Regions from separate parts of the Homo sapiens genome. Here all the other regions are linked to region 1. A link is a contact called in ENCODE Hi-C or POLR2A ChIA-PET data. All regions are on one chromosome and are shown on one strand. Each heading gives the region's core, a stretch centred on a gene start or an enhancer-like site at or near the end of the contact. The rest is flanking DNA. Distances are from core to core; before and after follow the strand shown.

Region 1 (3,865 bases), core at 946-3,445:
TACCTTTTATCTTTAATGAGTTCTCACTCTTTCCAGTGGAAACATGATTTAGTCCTTTTCTGCTCCTGCTTGGATAAATAATTTCCATTTACAGGAATCAAAACATTATTTATTCTCAGCTATTGGGATGAGCAATATGCTCATGTATTTACATTCAGATACTAGAGCTATTCAAACTATCCAACTACCTACAGAATAAGCTTTTCAAAACTTAAGCACAGTTTCCAAAAACATAGAAACAAATTTTCCAAAGTCCACTCTTTCCTTTTTTACAATTTTTGCTAAATCTTTTTGAACATGTATCTAATAATAATTCCTTAGATGTGTAGAGTAATAGTCAACCCTTTTCAAACCACATAAAATAACTGATTTGAGCCTTACAACAATTCTACAGGGCTAGAAAAGTGTGTGCTCTGACCCCATTTATATCTGAGGCATTTCTTTGCTCTTACAGAGGCATGAGCATGATAAGCAGAACATCATAGACTCCTCTGCAAATTATCGCAACACGCAGTGAAAGCTTACATTTGCCAGGCATGATTAACTCAGTGATTACATTGAAGAACACAGAGTGGTAATATGCATTGTAGAGGATGCTATAATATACATCTTTATTAACACATATTAATAATGTATTCATATCTATTTGTGATTAATATATTAGCTATAATATATAGTATAATCAATAATAAGTAGGTATATATTTCACAATACTTAAAGAGATTTGTAATTTACGATGCACTTTCACATCTGCTCTCCCATGGTACAGGCTGCCATGCTTGCTTTGTTCCCTGTGACCCTGCTACCTTAGCCAGCCCTGGTTATATTTGGAACCCCAGAGCCCATCAAATACTTTGGCAGGAGGAATAAATTCCCTCAGCTGTGTACCAAACTAGGTGACACCTCATCAACTGATGACGATCCCATGAGACATACAGTCAGAGGACTCACTGGTTAAAAATGAAGAGAGAGCAGATAGAAAAGGAAAAGGGAAAGGCTGAGCCGCAGAAATGTGCAACCAGTAGAGCTGCCATGTTATTCTGGAAGATGTTCCAGTCTTCACTGGAACTCCAAACCTTCGCCTGGCTCTCCAAACCTGAGGCAGCTTCTTGGCTTCCTTACTTTCTCATGGATCCTTAGAAACCCCCCACCATCTGAAGTCACAGAATTTGTTGTTCCTTGAAACTTGAAAAAGCCAACACACTGATTTTATGAAGTGAAATGTCATTAAACATTCTCTGGATTAATCGACAAAATCACATCTTTTTTCCCTTCTAAATGAGAAAGACAAAGGAAAAATAATAAAGATGGAATACTTTAGTATTAGGAGGAAATCATTTTATTTTCCTGAGCAGAATTATGTTTTCAATTATCACAGGGTTGAAAAATCTTCAGACTAGAAAAGAAAAAGTACTTTCAGTTTTCCCTCTTTCCCACCCTAATTAAATAAAATATATGTGCAAGGGACAGAGTAACACAATGTTTGCCATAAATGAACCAAGCACACGACGTCTATGCAATTTAATAGATTGTTCAGTTCCATTTAGGTCACATTAGACTTTCATTTAAAATGCATCACGTTTTATTTATTATTTACAATTATACCACTAAATGCTGCTAAATGTACCAAGTCTAGATGGTGCCTGTAGCATGCAAGGGTCTGGGCCCAAAAACCAGGGTCACATAGACCTGGAAAGTGAGGCTTAATATCCACTGGCTTACAGAGTGAATGTTACTTTTCCAACACTATCCACTCTCTGAAACTGTGTTAGGATGAGAGAGTTAACTCCATTTTGTGAAACCATGTTTCAGGTTAAAGTCACCTTTAACAGTTTGCTGCCCCAGCAGGGGAATAAATAAATATAAGTAAATAAGAAAGAGGCATCTTGCAGCTTAAAAAAAAAAAAAATTACACATTCCTCGTGTATGTTTTTCTTCATTTCTAATGAGTTGTATGTGTATTTGGAATGGGTGAAAAATGAATCAGGAAGCAATGGTTCTTGCTATAAAGGAAGAAAAACATCACTTCCTATTGTGCCAGTTTCTAACAGATAATTAATCTATATATGTTGTTGCCACTTAGTAGTCTGTCTGACCCCAGGACAGCAGGCAGAGTCAATATCTCTCTCTCTCTCTCTCTCTCACACACACACACACACACACCCCACACACCAAAACTCTCTCTCTGTGTCACATACACCTGCGTGTACTAAGGTCTTAAGTGTCATTAGTAACAAACACAGTCTCTGTTTAAAGATGATAACTCAGTTATTCCAAGATAGGAAGCTCTCTCTTACCCTCAACACCTGCATAAAAGTGCCAGGGTATTTAAAACAAGTTGCCTGGTATTTATTTCCAAATACCAACAGTATTACTGCTGCAGCTAGATAAATACCACATGACATGAGGGATAACAAACATTCTGCCATGGCCCTAGATAGATCTGAGTTTACAAAGATTAAGGCAGACAACACTGAGAAACTCAGGGCAAGCAAAGAAACTAAAGATATGACTTTCTCTCAACGGTGTTAAAAGCTATGGAAAATTTAAAAAATAAGCTTCATAGAAAGCTTTGTAAAAATAACCTGGAGAAAGTACAAATATAAATATCAGCATTAAATTAAAGATACCTGGAAGTGGGTGTTGACTCAGACAATGCAAAATTTTGAAACTAGGACTTGAGACCAGTCCTTAGAAGGATATTAAATTGGCAGCAACAGGAATGGGCACATCACTCACAAACTTTGAAAAGTTAAAAATACTCTCCTCAAGTAAAGTGATTTTTATTAAAGTTCAAAAAGCAGGACTTAAAGTTTCTCTTCTCACATTGTTCTCAAGGGTATTCTTCAGCTTTCACTTTCTTCTTGCCCAAAGGCAAAGATGACATAGCTGTGTCTTTACGAATTTTCATCCACTCTTATAAGAAAACTGAGACATACCAACACTTTCAAAACATTTAAAGATAGTTTTCTTTGAATCTGTGTGACCAGGAAATCCAAAATAATACATTGACTCAAAGTCTTGCAATGTTTTGATTCATATCCAAGATCTACACAAAGAACAGCTTTCATTCTTTGAACAAATATTTTCTGAATGTCTACCATATGCCAGGCTCAGCACTGGGCACTGGAAACTTAACAACGGTATAGGAGGCATCCACTAAGTATTTTTTGTCCTCATTTGAACCAAAATTAGGATGAAATGGGGCAAAAGATGTGAGTTAGTAACTCTTCATTAAAGACTATTTTTAGTATTGTTTTAACTTTTAAATAATTTTATTTTTTAATTGATGCATAATAGATGTACATATTTTGATGATACAAGTGACAATTTATACATTCATGTAATTTGTAAAAATCAAATCAGTATAACTGGGATATATATCACTTTAAATATTTGTCTGTTCTTTATGCTAGAAACATGCAAATTATTCTCTTCTACCTATTTTGAAATATACAATAGATTATTGTATGTAGTCATTAAACTGATCTCTCAAACTCTAGGCTTTATTTCTTCTATCTAATTGTATATTTGTACCTATTAATCAACTCTCTTCATTCCCCCTCCCCCACCTCCTGTTTTATCACTTCAAAATATGATCATAACTCAAACTGATATAGCAAAACTAACTTGACAAAGTAATCAAAAATAAGACCGATTAATATATAATTAGGAATTCAATGTGTACATGTAAATAAATACTTCTAAAACATTCAAAAACCATTTTTTCTCAACTAATTTACTCCTCCACAATTTTGTGCACACTATTAATTTTAAATTTTAATGTACTGAGATTTTAAGAAAATTTTTAACTCAGTTTTCTCCTAAATAATAAAAATTTCCACATATGAGAAACCAAATCCAT
Region 2 (3,750 bases), core at 437-2,936, 36 kb after region 1:
GGGCAGATTGCTTGAGCTCAGGAGTTTGAGACCAGCCTGGGCAACATGGCAAAACCCTGTCTCTACAAAAAATAGAAAAATTGGCCATGTGTGGTGGCACAGGCCTTGACCCCAGAAGGTCAAGGCTGCAGTGGGCCATGATCACACCACTGCACTCTAGCCTGGGTGACAGAATGAGACCTTGTCTCAGAAAAAGAAAGAAAGAAAATGGCAGTGGAAACTAGATTGGAGGAAATCTTAAATAGCAAGAAAAGGGGTCAGGATGCTATATGAAAGACAATGAAGAGCTGATGATGACTTGTGCATAAGGGAACCACAAGATAAAAGGGGAAAATTGTACCTTAAAGTTTGGGAGTGTGTGTAAAATAGAAAGTAAGTAGTGTATCATGTCATCTAAATACATAAATAAATAAACTTTTTTGTTGGTAATAGGAAGAGAGAGGATAGTATCCAAATGGCTATCCTTATTTTTGTTCTTCTTCTTGCTTTTTTTAAATTGAGAGACTGAAGCATATCTAGCAGAAACAAAGGAGTCAGTAAATAGAGAAAAGAAGGGAACAATTAGCAGTGTCACTAAATCAGTATTACAGGAAAAGGAGTTACTCTTGGAAAGGAAAATCACTTGTTTCATGAAATAAGCAGGCAGAAAAGAAGGGCGAAGATACAGACGCATTTTGAAGTGTTAGGAAGAGATACTGAAACATTTCAGGAAGACAGGACTATAAAGCATTCTGTCTTCCCCTAAGAGTCGGATTTAGGATGCTCTTGGAATGGAAAACAGCTGCTGTGAGGATTGAGCAAGAGTAAGCGAGCAGCTATGAGGCCTGTGGCCTGAAGACTGGGCCCATCTGGGAGTGTGTGCATGTGTGTGTATGCATGTATGTAGTATGCATTAAAAGAACACTGGCGTACCTAAATATCCTGGGAAGAAGCTGAGAGGGGTCAAAAATGAGAGAAGGGGGAGAAGTGTGAATAGACAAAGAGAGCTGTGGAAGCGTCAAAGATAGAAAGTCCAAAGGGAGGCATGAGGACCTTGAAACAGAAGGAAACAAATTCATGCCTGATCATAGCCTCCTTTCAAAAAGTGCCACATATTGGATGACAATAAGTTATTGTTAAGTTTGGTAGGTATGAAGTGGCATAATGGTTATATATGTATTTTTAAGTCCTTATCATTTAGAGATGGTCCCTGAAGTAAAATGACATGATGTCTGCAGGGTAAGGGGAGCTTGGGAAAAAAGTAAAAATTTGGAGCAATGAAATATGACATATCTCTAATGAAGGAAACCTGGCCATAAACCAACTAAAGTGGGCATGAAAGAGTGGCAGAATTGTTAAGCCATTTTATTTCCATTACATGAAGGAACAGCAGTGTCATGAAATAAAAATAAATTTCAAAAACAAGATATTCTGTGTCATTCATTACAAGGCATCTCTTATATATATATTAATTTTATGTAAGGAAACTAGCAAGGTCAATTAGATAACAGACATGGGTATATTTAAACAAGGAACCTGTGAGCCTGGAAGGCATATTTAAGCAGTGTAAAAGCCAGCCCGATCATCTCTTTTACTCCCCACACTGAAAAAACTTTTCTTAGCTATCGACAATGCTTAATTATGTAACAGAATTGCAAATGTGAATTAAAAACATGCCTGTGACCTTTTAAATTAAAAAATAGTTTTAGCATGCTACCATGGACAAGCCCTGTCTAGCCTAACTAATGGGGCATGTGACTCACACAAGGGCTGAAATTGGAAATTAGAAATGTAGAAATGCACTGAATAATGAGCCTCAATTATTGCCTGGATGATTTCTTCTTACGTTAGAACCCAATTACCCATTTCCAAGTGAACCCTAGAGACTTCATCCACAAAGGGCTCCTCAGGTTCAGGTGTTTTTTGTTTGGTTGGTTTGGGTTTTTGATGTTGATATATATATATAAACAAAGTTCTCAGAAAAGCCTCATCAGAAACTGAGAATTATTTCCTTATGGCTTGGAAGATACTGCCAAGATTCCCTTTAAGATCTAGTTAGATGGCACTCAACTAAGATTCCCATATGGAATTATTCCCCACACAGGAGCCTGACCTGCGGGAAGCTGAATAAAGCAGAGATTATTTACAAATTCCCAAAGCTGGGGTGTTTTACATTTCTCCCACCCTGGATCTAATTCCACCAGTAAATACAGCACATATTAAGTTATAAAGTATAATTATTAAAAGGCCAAGAAGTATTACAGAGAACTGACCCTCCTGACACTATAAGGCAGAGAGGCCAGTGGCGGTGGATGGCTGGGTGGGCCTGAGAGGCTGCCTCAGTTCCTGATACCCATGGGTTACATAATTACCAACGCAGCCAGAGACAGACTGATTCCAGCAGGTGCGCATCATTGCTTAAAGACATCCTACAGGAATCATCTGCATTTAGAAGGGCAGCCTTCCGGTCAGATAACTTACAACAAGTTCCCCCTCAAATAAGGAAAATACATAATGTGGTAGTTGAAATAGCAAAACCAGGCCTTTAAATAATGCAGTCATTGCTGACACATATTGACTCTTGCTTGAGTGAGTTTTGGTTGGTTTTTATCCAAAGAGGAAGGAAAATTTTCCATGAAACAAAACAAAGCATTTAATGACTGTGATGAAAAAGTAAAACGTTTGTTTTGGCTCATGTCCTGAAAATGTTAGGTAAAACATGTATACAGTTGATAATTACTAGTGAAGCCATTTGCATTTTGTTAATTGAGAAAGCCTCAAAAAAAGTCAAATATTATGGGGAAACTTTTAGGATAACTTTCCTGTGAGCTTATTGTGCCCTAAACTTTTCTTGGTATCATGGTCATATAAAAGAAACATCAGAACCCTCATTCAGCAGGAAAGAAAAATGTATGTAAGGAGACATATCTATATATATGAAAGAAACAGCCTATATAAAGAAAGCAGAATGAAGTTAGGTAAAAGAAAACTTTATCTAACTTCATTCTGCTTTCTTTATATACATGCACACACACATATGCATATATACATACATACATATATATATGTATGTATATATGCATATATATACATGCATACATATATACATACATATATATATATGAAACATGTATTTTGTTAATTGAGAAAGGATGGCTGGGTGGGCCTGGAAGGCTGCCTCAGTTCCTAATACCCGTGGATTGAATGATTACCATGGCAACCAGAGACAGACTGATCCCAGCAGGCTGATTTATTATATGAAATATTATATTATATTACATATATAAAGAAAGCAGAATGAAGTTAGGTAAAGTTTTAGAGTAAATCGTCCTGAGTTCAAATTTCATCTCACCACTTACTAGCTTTGTGACTAAGTTACTCAAGTGAGACTTTGAGTCTTAGTTCCCTCATTAATCAAATGGAGCATATTGGTATCTTCCTCTGTGATGGTCTTTATTCAGACTTCTATGATGATCTGAGCTTGATTCAGTGCCTAGCACATGATAGTTCAATAAATGCTTGTTATTTTTATGATTATCTAAAGAATTTACACTTTCAAAGCACATAGAGAAAATCAAAGACCCCTTGTATGTACTTTCTTATTACACCCTGCAATGACAAAGATTCTTGGCGCCTATCCCATTTGGGACACATAATAGGTATTCAATAAAAGTTGTGGATTAAATTGGAAGTGCAGTTATTTTGGAGAATGAAATAGGTGAAAACAATTATATTTGCAGAAGCAAAAGCCCTAAAACAAGTATTTCAAAG
Region 3 (4,320 bases), core at 862-3,361, 49 kb before region 1:
TTCTCATTGTTCAATTCCCATCTATGAGTGAGAATATGCGGTTTTGGTTTTTTGTTCTTGCGATAGTTTACTGAGAATGATGATTTCCAATTTCATCCATGTCCCTACAAAGGACATGAACTGATCATTTTTTATGGCTGCATAGTATTCCATGGTGTATATGTGCCACATTTTCTTAATCCAGTCTATCATTGTTGGACATTTGGGTTGGTTCCAAGTCTTTGCTATTGTGAATAATGCCGCAATAAACATACGTGTGCATGTGTCTTTATAACAGCATGATTTATACTCCTTTGGGTATATACCCAGTAATGGGATGGCTGGGTCAAATGGTATTTCTAGTTCTAGATCCCTGAGGAATCGCCACACTGACTTTGAACCTTTAAAACAGAACAGAAGCAGGAGTAGGGAAGATTTTCCCCATCTTTCCAGGATCACCAACATACAGAAGTAATAAAAAAAATGTATATAGCTTTTTCTTAGAGAAACATAAAACATTCAGCTCATGTGCTGTTTAAATTAAGAACAAGGAAATGAAAGATTTATTCAACAAGTAAAATAAATATTTTTAAAAGAATTATCAGGCACATTTTATGTCCAGTTTGGGGCAAAGAGTGAGAAGAAGAGTAGGAATGATAGTGAAGTAGAGTGAGGAAGAAGCTGTGTAAAGAGAAATGTGAAGTATAGATGCAGTAAGAAGGAAAAGGGAAAATGAGAGAGAAAAAAGGCAAAATAGTCACTAGGGGAGAGAGAGGGTAGAAGGTTTCCATAGATTGTGAAGTATAAATCACAAGCTTCAGCACACTAGGACCATAGATTCCAGGATGTTATTATTATCTATTTAATAATTCATTCGCTGGACACCCACCACATACCTCTTCTGACTTGGGGCCTCTTCTGACTTGGGGAATATGGTATAAAACAAAACAAAGCACCTCTTTTTTTTTTTTAACTTATAGGTGATAAACAAGAAAATATGTGTTAGACATATTCTATTAAGATAAAAACAAAGCAAGGGAATATTTAGTGACTGAAAACACTGTTTTAGATTATGTGGTCAGTATGGTCTGTGAGGAGATGAAATTTAAGCTGAGATGTAAATAGAGGGAAGAATCTGACTTTGTGACAATATGACAATCACTCCAGGCCAAAAAAACAGGTACAAAGTCCTCAAAGCAAGAAGGGGTTTACCAAGTTAGAGGAAAAGACCAAAGGTGAGTGCGGCTGAGGTATGAGGAAAAAAGAGGCATAATACAATGTAAAAGAGTGATTTTTAGGGCAGTGAAACTACTCTGCATGATACTACGATATTGGATACATGTTATCATAAATTTGTCCAAACCCACAGAATTTACAACACAAAAGTGAACCCTAATGTAAACTGTGGCTCTGGGTGATAATAATGCATTAGTGCAGGTTCATCATTCTGGTGAAGGATGTTGATAATGAGAAGGGTATGCATGTGTAGAGGCAGGGGCTATATAGGAAATCTCTGTATCTTACACTCAATGTTGCTGTGAGCCTAAAACTACTCTAAAAAATAGAATCTATTAATAGTAAATAAAGTCAGAGTGGTAGGCAAGAGCTAGATTATGAAACACTGTAAGGAGACTGCTAGTAGGCTATTGTAATAATCCAAGCTGGAGGTGATAGTGACTCAGACTGGTGTAATGGCTGTCAGAATAATGTGCTTTGGCAAAGAGTCAGTTAATTTACTAATGGGCTGCATGTTACAAATAAGAGAGAGAGAAGAATCAGAGTTGTTTAATGAAATTTGAGATTGAGGAGTAGGTGGCCGATGATGCCATGTACTGAGCTGAAGAAACACAGGGGATGTGGAGGTTTTCTGTTATTGGTTTCAGTTGCATGTAGTGTTGTGGGGCTGGAGAATCAGAAGATCTCTTTGGACATGTGAAGTCTATGGAGCCTATTAGACATCCAGGTGGTGTTGAGTAGGAAGCTGGATATACAGCTCTAGAGCTCTTACTAAAATTCTTAATTTTCGCAATTTCTTTCTCTACAGATTTTCTATACTCAGATACTTTAACATGAGGAAAGTAAACAGGAATAATGGTGAGAATGAATCTCTGCACTGTCACATCATTAATCAAAACAATACTAGCGGCAAGATCTAGATAAAATCAAACTCAGGATCAAAGCAAACACTGAGTCATGAGGTCCATTGTTTCAGCAGAAAGGAAGTACATTCTCTACATGGAAACTTGAGAGGTTAATACCCTAGAAATCTGTAAATACCAAACTGGTCAAGTAAAAGAAAATAGGAAAAGAGATTACCTTAATTTGGATAAATTAACTTGGTGGGAAATACTCTTATCAGAGATGAATGTTTTCTGCAAGGCTTAAGGATTTGGAACACTAATTAAAAGTTACAAAATATGTAGATTTCAAACATATTTGTTATTTTGCTTATGTTGATGTATAAAGCTGATGTCAGTTTCTAGTTAACTATTTTATTAATATAAAATATTATTCATAAGATATCTCACATCAATAGGACCTGATCTCTAAAAGGTCAATTGTGTGTGTGATTTATAGGCATAGCCTGAGCCCAGTGCTCAATGTCTAAGTTAAGATAGAATATTATTTGATTAGTCATATTGTTTTAGCAGTTGAAATAAAATATAAGGAAATATTAACATGACAATAGCAAGCCAAATAGATCTATTTTTATATCTATAGATGAAACACTGCTCCGTAAGATTATATTTGAAATAATTTGTCAATACTTATTAAAAAATTTCAAAGAATACCCCATGCCCCAACACTCCCTCTTCATCAAGAAGCTTCACAATTAGGAGGAATGGAATGTCTGGCAAACTTAATGCATTGTATTAAAGTCTATAAAAAACAAAAAAAAGGGACCGGGCATGGTGGCTCACGCTTGTAATCCCAGCACTTTGGGAGGCCAAGGCGGGCGGATCACGAGGTCAAGAGTTCGAAACCAGCTTGGCCAACACAGTGAAACACCGTCTCTACTAAAAATACAAAAATTAGCTGGGTGTGGTGGCGTGCACCTGTAATCCCAGCAACCTGGGAGACTGAGGCAGGAGAATCGCTTGAACCTGACAGGCAGAAGTTGCAGTGAGCCAAGATCCAAGATTGCATCACTGCGCTCCAGCCTGGGCAACAGAGCTAGACTCTGTCTCAAAACAAACAAACAAACAAAAACAAAAACAAACAAAAAACAAAAACGGGGCCGGGATTGGTGGCTCAGGCCTGTAATCCCAGTACTTTGGGAGGCCGAGGCTGGCGGATCACCTGAGGTTGGGAGCTTGGGACCAGACTGACCAACATGGAGAAACCCTGTCTCTACTAAAAATACAAAATTAGCCAAGTGTGGTGGTGCATGCCTGTAATCCCAGGTACTCAGGAGGCTAAGGCAGGAGAATTGCTTGAACCCAGGAGGCAGAGGTGGTGAGCGGCGATCGTACCATTGCACTCCAGCCTGGGCAACAACAGTGAAACTCCATCTCCAAAAAAAAAAAAAGCAGGCAATTTTTGGCCACCTACATGCATATAGTCAAAAATAATTACCTTAAATGCAGGGAGAAATTTGTTTCAAAGTATTTAAAATATGCTTAATTTTAAGAATTGAGATTAAAAATATGAATTCAAAATGAATTTTGTTGCCTTTAAATAAGCATTATACACTCATATGACTTTCTCACAAGTACAGAAATTGTGTGTGCGTGTGTGTGTGTGTGTTCATAATCCCTTGGAAATTTCTTTCATGTAAGAAACACATACACACACACAGTATTTCCAGAATTCCAGATTTTAAAAATGCAGTATTTCAGATTAAAACCCAGTCTTGAATCTTACGTGTGCATATTCTGGCAAATTTCCTGTATGTATTTTGTATGTACATATGTTTTTGAACATCTGTAATATATAAGACAGAAATGAATGAGGCTGGAAGCTGGTGTGCTGATAGGGAGAGTGTGCCTCTCACAGAGCCTTAGGCTGTACTTATTTCTCTTCTACAATGTTTTCACTTTCCTTTCCACATTAGGCCATATCGGTTAGGGTGTTAGCACTAACCTGCAACAATATATCTCATAGATAACAATACACCCAATCTTTGGACTCTTGGCTTCTCCAAGAAATAGATTATATTGGTATATTTTCCCAATGACTAAAGAAAATAAGGATTTATCTAGATACAGTTCATCACTGTTCAAACCCCTTGTATGAGAACTTTCTAGGTAGTCTTTAGGTTCTTTTCCAAGTATCTGTGACACCAACTACTTTTGAAGAGTGCTAAAATGTTACTTTGCTATTGTTTTACCTGGCAAAAAA

The links. Hi-C counts contacts between places; a loop is a spot of excess contacts on that map. ChIA-PET counts read pairs that join two places held with the same protein, here RNA polymerase II (POLR2A). Pooled maps may share reads with other maps.
Region 2: a map of endothelial cell of umbilical vein shows a loop between it and region 1 (3-fold over the local background). The contact joins two enhancer-like sites. A Hi-C loop is called at or near these places in 2 of 168 maps with a recorded cell type or tissue (endothelial cell of umbilical vein and tibial artery) and 1 of 50 pooled maps. POLR2A ChIA-PET finds 5 or more read pairs at or near these places in 1 of 52 experiments (PC-9).
Region 3: a map of endothelial cell of umbilical vein shows a loop between it and region 1 (6-fold over the local background). The contact joins two enhancer-like sites. A Hi-C loop is called at or near these places in 4 of 168 maps with a recorded cell type or tissue (IMR-90, PC-9, aorta and 1 more) and 2 of 50 pooled maps. POLR2A ChIA-PET finds 5 or more read pairs at or near these places in 1 of 52 experiments (activated T-cell).

Annotation. Positions count from the first base shown.
Region 1 is chr6:100,344,061-100,347,925 of GRCh38, forward strand. No RefSeq gene overlaps it. Among named protein-coding and RNA genes, the nearest start is that of SIM1-AS1, 47 kb to the right of the region's middle. Within about 2 kb of position 2,196, at least 2 of the 41 ENCODE cell types and tissues checked have a DNase peak (open chromatin) inside an H3K27ac peak, as active enhancers do; they include endothelial cell of umbilical vein, where a contact is called at or near this core.
Region 2 is chr6:100,380,510-100,384,259 of GRCh38, forward strand. No RefSeq gene overlaps it. Among named protein-coding and RNA genes, the nearest start is that of SIM1-AS1, 11 kb to the right of the region's middle. Within about 2 kb of position 1,687, at least 2 of the 41 ENCODE cell types and tissues checked have a DNase peak (open chromatin) inside an H3K27ac peak, as active enhancers do; they include endothelial cell of umbilical vein, where a contact is called at or near this core.
Region 3 is chr6:100,295,265-100,299,584 of GRCh38, forward strand. No RefSeq gene overlaps it. Among named protein-coding and RNA genes, the nearest start is that of SIM1-AS1, 96 kb to the right of the region's middle. Within about 2 kb of position 2,112, at least 4 of the 41 ENCODE cell types and tissues checked have a DNase peak (open chromatin) inside an H3K27ac peak, as active enhancers do; they include endothelial cell of umbilical vein, where a contact is called at or near this core.